Regions from separate parts of the Homo sapiens genome. Here all the other regions are linked to region 1. A link is a loop called in an ENCODE intact Hi-C map of the cell type or tissue named here. Cell type or tissue: endothelial cell of umbilical vein. All regions are shown on one strand. Links, peaks and the distances in the headings refer to the core of each region. The heading gives the core; the rest is flanking DNA.

Region 1 (3,347 bases), core at 337-2,836:
ACAGTCACCCTTATACAGAGAGATCAACTTGCTGCTCAGAGATACACAGCTGATCAGGGAATACAAAACTTTGCTATCACTCCGAAGTCCAGGAAACAGAGCGGACAATGCCTGGAAATTCTGCACTGCACGGCCATGAGCAAAAAGAGTTGGCATACCCTCATGCACTGTGTCACCAAGTGGTTAATATGCAACTATTGCACAAGACCTGCTTCTAAGAAGTCAAGTCCGAAGACCGGACTAAAGAAATGAATCATCTTTACCGAATTACTACAATCACTATGGAGGCCCAGAAATGTTGAGTAAAGGTGAGTGGGAAGAGGCTGGAGAGATGAAAGTGTGCATGCTGACTGGCAGATACAGCGCTGGATCTGGCATCAGACAGGACTGGTCTGTCCCCACCACTTCCTAGTTGTCCATCTTGAACAAGTCTTTTGACTTCTCTCTGGGTGCCTGTGCCCCAGTTTGTATAATGGATATAATCATGCTTATGAGCCAACAGGACATGAACCTTGATGGAGAATGCAAACACAGGTGCTCACGTTCTCTGAAGCCCCACAGTGAGACAGCACCGACAGACGCCCTCACTTTCGAATGCTGACATTTATGCAACTCCCACCTCATCCGTGCTGACCACTGCGAGGAAGAAGGTGGGACACAGAGACTCTATGTTCCCACAGGAGCTTACACAAGAGCAACACGGTTCACTGAACCGCAGGGACCATCAACTCTAGGGAGCACCATTAATTTTGTGTGCCACTCAGGAAGAAAAACACGATCAATGAAACCCTGAAACACCATCCATGGAAGATGCATCCTGATTTCAGACATGTTAAAACATGAGAGGCGGGGGAAATGTGCATTGTAGAATCAATGATATGGTGCGACAAGAGCCCCCAGTGGGCCCCAGAGCTCGGCTCTGGTCCTGACCAAACAATGTCTAAAACCAGCTTGAGTCCACAGAGCAGTGGGTGTTCAGTTTGGCTGCTCTTCAATAACCCTGGGAACCTGTTTGCATTTCAGACTCCCTGTCCCTCCTGGAGAATGATTCAGTTGCTCTGAAAGGAGGTCTGAGCACCTCTCTAACACATCCTGTCTGTGCCAGCTGGGAAAAGGAAGGCTGGCTAAATAGCAGAATGGATCTAACAGCACAGCAGCTTCCCTTCCACACCCCCAGCCTCTGGCATCAGTACGCTCCTTACAGGAAGGGCCCCAAACAGAGCCGAAGGTGTGGTCTGAATCCACAGCGCCACTGTGGCCCTCCTGCCTACATTCCATTTCTGCTGTTTCTCTGACACTTTCCCCCACTCTGATTCATTTTCCGAGTATGCAGTTGCAAAACCTACGCTTAGAACGGGGGGACTGCAAGCGTCCTGTGTGGCATTTCCCTAAGTCAGCTGTGACTCAGCCTGGCAAGGGCCCAGGTGCCTTCAGAGTGGCTTCCTGCAAAGACCAGTAATGACGGGCCAGCCGCTGCACTCAGGCACATGAGCCAGCACCTCTGCGACTGAGATCCAGGGAAGGAACGGGATCGCCCTCCTACCTCCCAGCACTGCAAATGTCATTTACATTTTGAAGCCACTGGGGACATGGGTGGAACTCTGTGAGCTGGTGAATTACGCATTCCAGGATTTCTGAAGCCTATTAAGAAAGGAGAGCCAGGGTGGGCGGCCATCACGAAGCAGCTCCAACCACCTGTTTCCCTCCTCCCGCATTTCCCCCACCCAGCACATCACATTTATTTTATGACTCGGTGCATCCAACAAGGCACGGCTTTTAAAGCTTCCCATTTCTGATGCTACAGAGCCAGGAAACCAGGAATCAAGATTATCAGGCTAAAATACAGCCGCCTCTCTTTGAGGCCCACCAGCTGGTTCTGAGAACCTACTGCACCACCATGGAAAAGGGATTCCCTAGCCTTCTCTACCCAAATACCCCAGAAGATAAGATTTCAGCTTTTTAAGATAGTGGTTCCATTAACCTTTGGAGAAAGGAGGAGAGACCCTGTTCGGGGAGCTCTATGCCAAATAAAGACAGAGCCAACCTCCCTGCCTCCCTCGGCCCCCCACCACCCCAGAACCTACTGACCCTTGCAGAGCCAGCCTGCTGACTCCTTTGGAGAGAACCATAAGAGAAGCTTCAGGACGCTCAGGAGTTAGAGGGAAAATGAAGCCATTTACCAAACAGAAGCACATGACTGCCTCGCACTCAGTAAGCACAAGCTGAATCAATTAGTTAATTAAACCTGATACGGGGCTCTGTGGGGTTAAGATCTTACACCCTGAGTAAGGAACACTGCTGAAGAAGGAAACAGTCGCTCTGGGAGATGCTGCTACCAAAATCAGTGGAAGGTCAGGTAGGAGCAGCTCTCACGGAGTAAATGACTAGGAGAAGGGGAGGAATGAATAACAATCCATTACCTAATAAGGGGTTTGTCTAAACCAGCTAACTTGTTTCAGAATTGAGGCCAAAATCAGGGTTAGCTGCAACAGTGCCTACATGATAATTATGTGCTTTTTTTTTTTCCTTTTGGCTTTGTGTGTGTGGTTTTGGAGGGATGGGTTCTTTCATTTTCTGTTTTTGTGTGCCACCTACTTGTCTCCTTAGAACCACAGACAAAATCCTGCAAGAATCTCTTTCCTGGGAGCAGAACTCATGCCCTGGTGAGCCCCACAGACACAGACTGCCTCTGCAGCCTGGTGGCATCTGCCCCAGAACCAACCAGAAAAAAAGGTGACTTACATTTCTTTCCAACCACCAAGGCTGAAGATGGAAATCTGTTCACAGTTGCAGATGTTGGCTGGGGAGAAAAGGGGGGCTGCTGCAGGAAGGCATCTGGGTGCTCAACACTGTGGCTAATTATTGCTGAATAAAAAATAATCATCTTTGCATGACTGTAGCAAGGTTGCTCATGGATACAAAGTATATTAAGGTGAAGACAGTAAACACCACACTAAAGGTCTCATGATGTGCAAACTGAGATTCCATGAACGTTACTAAAATCTATTACGGGGATTTTGGACTGACTCCTTGAAATCCAGGGAACAATTATTAAAACATGAAAGGACCACAACTGTCTATTTCTGCAGATAGCTCCTTCTAGCAACTGTTTTCCTGGACTGCCTCACCTAGGAGGTAACAGAGGCTCTTTACAATTCCTCCAAATGCAAATTTGATAGAGTTATAGGAGTCTCTTACTGCACAGTGCTGTGTTCTAAACACGATCTCAGCAAGGCCAATGGACCTCGGGCTTAACCTCAATATGAGCCTCAGTGAGTAAAATGTCACTACTGGTCACATGCAGAGTCATCAAACAACACTCTCGTCCATGCTACCTTCTGAGTATT
Region 2 (3,347 bases), core at 301-2,800, 56 kb before region 1:
GGAATGCTAAATTCTCAGAGGATGAGAAAGAGTGTATGGAAAATGTGTGGAATATGGTAGGTGATCAGATACAGGAGCTTCATCCTAACACCCTGAAGAACCCGGCATGTGTTGGACCAGATGAATTAAGTGCTGGGAGACTTAAAGGAAGGCTGGTTAGTCTTCAGTGCTTGTGAAAATCTGCAAAGATCACTTGAGTCAAATCTATAAGAATGTGGAAACTCATTCACGTCTATACAAGCTTGTTCAACAGTACTATAATCCTGAATCTTACCAGCAAAACCAATGAACTGGAAGCGCCAAGATTTTTTTTTTAATTTTTACAGAATTTTGCTGGTTAGTCTTACTTTAATAATACCCCATATTATTCCAAAAAGGATTGGGTAGCTTAAAACAAAAGATCTAAATAGAAACACAAAAGAAATGGAACATGGTGGTTGCAGAAATGACCAAGTAAAGATGCTGTGGTCAAGTTGAATTTTTAAACTCTGAACTTCCCAGAGACAGAAGTAAAATAAGTAATAGAAACAAGAATTAAGGTGTAATGAGATCAGTTATGGCCCAGAGACTTCATGTATAGTCTCAATTAACTTCACAACAATCTCAGGAAGGCAAGTATCATCATATCCATTTCACAGATGAAGAAATGGATGTGAGTCACCCGCCAAAGGCACAATGGTCAGAGAGCAAGTCAGAATCTCAATTCAGGCTGGACTTTGAAGCCTGTGCTCCAACCAACCATATGCTCACCATCCAAATAAAGTCATGAGTATCTTAAGAGAGACTGAAATTCAGCTGCTAGATTCCAAAATGTGCCATGAAAAGAATGGATTTTGGGGACTGGACTGCAGTGGATTGGAAGTGGCCATATTTCTTTGCCACGTCTGCACAGACAGCTGGAGTCGGCCTCTGGACTAGGCCATGTGATTTGCTTTGGCCAATTGGATGCCAGCAACCACGAGGCAAGGAGGGGCTTAATACACACCTGCACATTGGACATGCCCTCTTAGAATGCTGCCCTGAGACCACCATGGTGTAAGGAAGCTGGTCTATGCTACTGGGGCATGTGGAGAGTTGAGGAGCCCCAGACAATAGCTAGCAAATACTATAGGACACGTGAGGCCACCTTGGACCAGCCAGCCAACGCTGCTATCACTTGACCACAAGGCACACGTGAGCCCTGGGGAAGTTAGCAAAAGGACCGCCCAGACAGTCACAGGACTGTAAGAAATAATACATCATTCCTGGGTTAGGCCATTCCACTTGGGACAGTTTGCTAGGGATCAAAGGTAACTGAGACATGAATGCAGAGTGAAATAATACAGGAAATCCTCAACAACAACTTCACAATAGATAGGAAGTAGACTGTATATGGCTGTTGCCCATAAAAACACTGGAGACACAACATGAAAGGGCAGTTCAGTCAACAGGACTCTGTATGGAGCAAAATCTAGTACTATCCACAGTTTGTACCAAAAAAAACCCTATTTGGGGTATTATATCCCCTTCTGTAACACAGAAAAAGGGTCTAAGAGAGCCTGCGCATCCACAGGGCTTTTTAAAACAGCTTTTGAGCTTTAAGAGCCATCTCTGATAGAACCAACTTATTCATCTGAAAGTTTCGTGTTTTTTTTTTTAGATGGAGTCTCACTCAGTCACCCAGGCTGGAGTGCAGTGGGACCATGTTGGCTCACCGCAACCTCCATCTCCTGGGTTTAAGCAATTCTCCTGCCTCAGCTTCCTGAGTAGCTGGGATTACAGGCGCCCACTACCACGACCGGCTAATTTTTTTATATTTTTAGTAGAGACGGGGTTTCACCATGTTGGCCAGGGTGGTCTCAAACTCCTGACCTCAGGTGATCCACCTGCCTTGGCCTCCCACATCTGAAAGTTCTTTTGAGTCTTCTGCTAGGAAGAAGAGATGCAGAGATCATTGTATACAGGGAGGCCCTGGCCCTCAGAGATCAGAGGTGAGTGCAAGGCATGGTGTGTGATCCTGGCCACGTCCAACGCCCTTCCTAAGGCTCACTCTCGCCTACAGAATGGGGATAGTGGTCAACAGTCAGCACAAAGGATTTCTGTAGACACCTGGTACAATGCCTGGCCCATCCTACATGTTTGATAACATCAGGGATTGTTATTAGCACTAGTGGAAAATCTTGATACTAACAGTAGAATCATTTCACTATGACAGAGACAATGGGTTGGAGAAGCACTTCATGGAAGGGAGTGAGGAAGGACTATGAGATGATGGTGGTCATCCTGGAGAAGGATAATCGTCTGATCAGTGAGCAGAAACTAAGGACATTGGCCTAGGAGTGGGGAGGAGGGAAGCACCTGGGTGGTGCGGCTGCTGGATTCAGACGACACCCCACAGAGAGGACTCCCCACTCCCCTTGGCAACTCTTGGCAGTCCCAGAAGGCACAGCAGCTGACTCCTCCAGAGTAGGAACAAAGCTCTAGCAAACAGGGATCCAGCCAAAGGCCAGCCAAGCTGGCACTTCCAACAGGTCCACAATGAAACAGCGATTCAAGGAAGAGGAGGGTCATTGCACCCAAAGCCAGCCAGCCTGCAGGTGGGGGGAGGTAGACAAGGTATCTTCTCCCTCAAGCTGACCGACAGGCACTTGGCCTGCATGAGACATGCAGTCTATCACCTTCACCACGTACAGCCTGCCCAGTGGGAACCACAACGGCTCGGGGTGATCTGGCACCCTCAGGTCACTGCACACTTCACGGTTTCCCCCTACCCCATGTAGGCTCAGTGTGGACCTCATGGCCCAAACTTAGAGCAAAGTGACCGTCCCCTCCCCTCTGAGAAAAGTATGACACATCTGATCCTCAACTAACCGGACTTTAGTTTTAAGCCTCTCTTTCAGAATAGGTAGAAATGAAAAGCAGGGATCCAAACAAAGAAACGAAATAATTGGGTGAATTTCTCCGGTTGACCTAGCCTCACACTCAGGGTCTCTTTCTTCTGATCCTTCTAATAAACTCAGGGGAGTGCTGAACACTTTAAGAGAAAAAGCAGTAGAAGGCTTTGCCTTCGTGTGCAAAGATGAGATATCATGGGCATTAAATGTGATTGCGGAGAAAGGAGCAATCATGGACCAAAACCCTGTCAATTCCCAGGTAAATAAAGCCTCACATCAACAGCAAAGGGTGCAGCCAATAGGGCAGGGGTACAGCGTCCTTTCCCACGGCTGGGTAAACTCAAAGGAATGTTTGCGGATTACAGGTTAAAGTGTACGCTTTTTTGAATGCTCTGTTTCAACCACTACTCTCTCTCTCATCCAAAAGCAGTGTCAGCAACCTCACCAGACACATGCCACCTGCCCCTTCACCTA
Region 3 (3,347 bases), core at 301-2,800, 440 kb after region 1:
GGAGGACTGCTTGAGGCCAGGAGTCCCAGACCAGCCTGGGCAACATAGTGAGACTATCTCTACTAAAAACTTAAAAATTAGCTGGTTGTGGTGGTGTGCACCTGTAGTCCCAACTACTTGGGAAGCTGAGACAAGAGGATCGCTTGAGCCCAGGAGTTGGAGGGTGCAGTGAGCTAGGATTGCACCACTGCACTCCAGCCTAGGCAATAGAGCGAGACCCTGTCTCCAAAGAAAAATGAAAAAGAGAAACCGAAAAAAAAAAAAACTCCCCCAAATCCCTTCAAGTAGACACCCCCTCTTTGCTGTCTTTTTTTCTGGAGACTTCACATCACTCCTTAACATTGGGCAGTTTCCACAGCTACTGTAGGAGGCTGAGTCCGGGAAGCTGCAGAAGACAGGCTGTGAAGGAGACCCACCCACTGTGGTCCACAAGCAGGGCAAGGTCGAGAACGGGGCTGTGTGTTGTCTGTGCCATTGGGGGCCCCCTGATGTACTACTGTCCAGGACCGCCCAAGGCAACATCCCAGGCAAAGTCACCCCGCTGAGCCTTCTCTCACCCAACTCCCCTTACGCCCACCCCTCCCTTCAGGTGTCCGCCCTCAGCCAAAACCAGGCTGCCACATGGATTCAGTGCAGGCATTAAGGATCAGCACCCCAGGCCCTTCCAGGGGCGCCTCTCACCACCCAGGCAGGTCTCAGTTCAAATATCACCTCTTTCTCCAGCCACTGAACTTGTCTGCTTTGCTGCCAACCCCGCGATCACCCCCTGGCCTATTTGTTTCCTGGCTCATTGTCAATGTCCTCTACTAGAAAGCTCCCTGAGGACCAGGGCCATGTCTCCGTGCCTGGTACAGACAGGTGATTCATGCACATCTGTCAGGTGATGGGGGTCTGGAGCCACAGCAAGTCCAGTGGGGACAGTCTCTCTGAAGCCCAGCATTTTGCCGTTCCCCAAGCTGAGTCCCCAACTCTGCCATGTGGAGAGCTGGCTGGGCCAACTCTCTTTGCTTGTGAGGTCTATTCTAACAGGATAAAAATGAACAACAGAGCCTCCATATTTGCCAGCCAGAAACATGTTTCTTCTACCCTATGAATCAGCAAAATGGAGTTAAAACAAATTCTTTGCTGAGGAGCGTTTAGAGTTCAAATAGAAATGACTGTGAGGAACCTGTGACTGCTTCCCCAGAAATGGGAACACAGCAGAGAGCCCTTCAGAGCTGTGCAGGGAGGAGGTGGAGTCCCAGCCTTCTCTTCGTCCTTCCCTTCCTTCAAGGCTGACTACCTGGCAGCCGCTGCCAACTCCCTTCGAAAGGCCCTGCAGTGCCACCACCAGGACGCCTGATGAACTGCTCCACGTTCGTCAGCTCACCCAGCATTCCCAAGGCAGGGGGAAAGGATGGTCCCCTCACCTCTGGCCTTCAGAACTTTCAGCACAGGAAAAACTAGCCATGGCTCCATGAAGGCCTTGGAGACAGTTAGCTTCCGGTCTGGGCACTTGAACCAGAGGCAAACCTAAGACCGTGTTTTAGCTCCCGCTTGTTTACAGCTCGTGTCCTTGAAAGGTCGCCCGCTCACACCAACACCCATCTCCAATTGTGAACAAGAAATGGCGCCACCAGACTCTCTTCGAGGCTCCTGCAGGGAGTTTACTACAGAAACAAAATTCTGTCAACACAAAGCATTAAGCGAAAGGATGCCAGACCAGCCGAAGACATTTCTGGTGGCCAGAGCTTCGAAAGGCCCTCTGCACACACAGTCTAGATGAGGAAGGGAAGGGAACAGATGACATGTGCAGTGCGTAAGGCAGGACTGTCCCCCAGCCCCCACAAGATAGCACAGGAAATAAAATCAAATGTGGGGCGTAAAACAAGGGCCATTTCTCTTAGGTATCAAAGACATTCATTTTATATTGTCTGCTCCAATCACATCTGCTTGAAAATACAGTGTTAAAAAAAAAAAGCCTTTGCTTAAGGATGATCCTTCAAATAACTTCAAAAGTCTGCATTTTGAACTAATTAAAAAGGGAATTCCAACATGATTCCCCCAAAGACAGTGAATAAGAAAAATGGTAAATATCCCAATTGAGAAATGTGCTATTACAGAAGAAAGATAATTATATAAACATAATTTACATAAGAAATAAAAATGGTAAATGTGAAAAATGTATAATCTCTTAGTAATTAAAGAAATTCAAAACAGAATAACATCTCTCTCCTATCAAGGAAGCATAAAGAAACAAAAATCAATAATATTAAAGTTGACTCACTAGTAGGAAAATAAATTAGTAATATTCTAGGGGGCAATTTGGCAATATTTATATAAATCCTTTAAAAATGATGTGGTTTTCTGACAAATAATACAACTCATGAGAATTCATCTTCTGAAAATAATTCAGCTGCAAGCACCATCTATAAAAGGGAATTTGGACAGATACCTATGTCTAACCATGGTGTACTTATTAAATAAAACAACAATATCTACTCAATGGACTACTATGCAGCCAAAAAAAATATATGTCGAATGTTTTCACTGACCCAGAGTTACTTAAAATATTACACAGGAAAAAAGGTAACTTTAAAAAAATGCATTTATGATCCAATTTAGCTACTATATATATTTATATGCACATCTATATACATACACATAGTAAAGGGACTACAACAAGATACTCCAAGGTGACAACCGAGGTTATCTGGGTAACTGAGACTATGAATGAGTTTTTTAAATTATCCTTTTATTTTTCTTTTCTGAGGTTGCTATAATAAAAATATATTGCTTAGGTAATAAGAAAAAACAATTAGGATTATTTCTTAAACTGCATAGGAAAAAAAAATTCCTAAATGAACTTCACAGAGCTAACACAGGAGGAGCAGGCAGGAGCCCTGGCACCTGTGCTAAACGTCACCGACCTGCCTGAGGTGCCCACTATCGCCACCCAGAGCAGACACCTCAGGCCACAGACTCTAACTTTCCCTGACTTCTTCAGAAAGCATACTTAGAGGGAAGGCAGAAAATGTGACATTTCAAGAATACTTCCCATGTTACTTGAAGAATTTGAAAGGCAAGTATATTTAAACAGGGCTGAATTATACGCCCATGTACCCAAAGTAAAAAGCCAAGTTTTATGTAGTTTCCAGTGCAGACGAGGGAACACCAAACCACTGAGCCAAGACGAGAACCAAACACAGAAAGGTCCCAAGAGTCAGCAATTTTTCTATTGAATTAATCTCATCCCAGGGTCAATTTTCAGGATTCTATTGCAATACTTACTGCATAAAACTATGTATTAAAAAATAGTAAGAAAAACACGATGTAAAATACATCAAAATATACTACATAAACCCCAA

What was found. A loop is a pair of places that touch in the nucleus more often than their neighbours do. Peaks named below come from ENCODE experiments on the same cell type or tissue, not always from the same donor. Only the 100,000 strongest peaks of a DNase experiment are listed, where the experiment ranks them.
Region 2: it touches region 1 in a loop (6-fold over the local background); 14 of 110 quality-filtered maps call a loop at or near these places.
Region 3: it touches region 1 in a loop (2.9-fold over the local background); 9 of 110 quality-filtered maps call a loop at or near these places.

Annotation. Positions count from the first base shown.
Region 1 is chr1:230,102,908-230,106,254 of GRCh38, reverse strand. All of the region lies in intron 1 of GALNT2 (polypeptide N-acetylgalactosaminyltransferase 2), which reads right to left. Among named protein-coding and RNA genes, the nearest start is that of GALNT2, 37 kb to the right of the region's middle. RefSeq lists enhancers at 500-569, 536-1,257, 629-1,828. In endothelial cell of umbilical vein, for the core only: no CTCF peak of the experiment used is centred there; a DNase peak (open chromatin) is centred at 1,364; H3K27ac peaks cover 1,788 bases.
Region 2 is chr1:230,159,003-230,162,349 of GRCh38, reverse strand. All of the region lies in intron 1 of GALNT2 (polypeptide N-acetylgalactosaminyltransferase 2), which reads right to left. Among named protein-coding and RNA genes, the nearest start is that of GALNT2, 93 kb to the right of the region's middle. In endothelial cell of umbilical vein, for the core only: no CTCF peak of the experiment used is centred there; a DNase peak (open chromatin) is centred at 1,259; H3K27me3 peaks cover 191 bases.
Region 3 is chr1:229,659,423-229,662,769 of GRCh38, reverse strand. It overlaps URB2 (URB2 ribosome biogenesis homolog), which reads right to left. Exons shown (of 10, transcript NM_014777.4): 10 at 2,570-3,347. Among named protein-coding and RNA genes, the nearest start is that of URB2, 35 kb to the right of the region's middle. In endothelial cell of umbilical vein, for the core only: a CTCF peak has its summit at 1,328; a DNase peak (open chromatin) is centred at 1,319.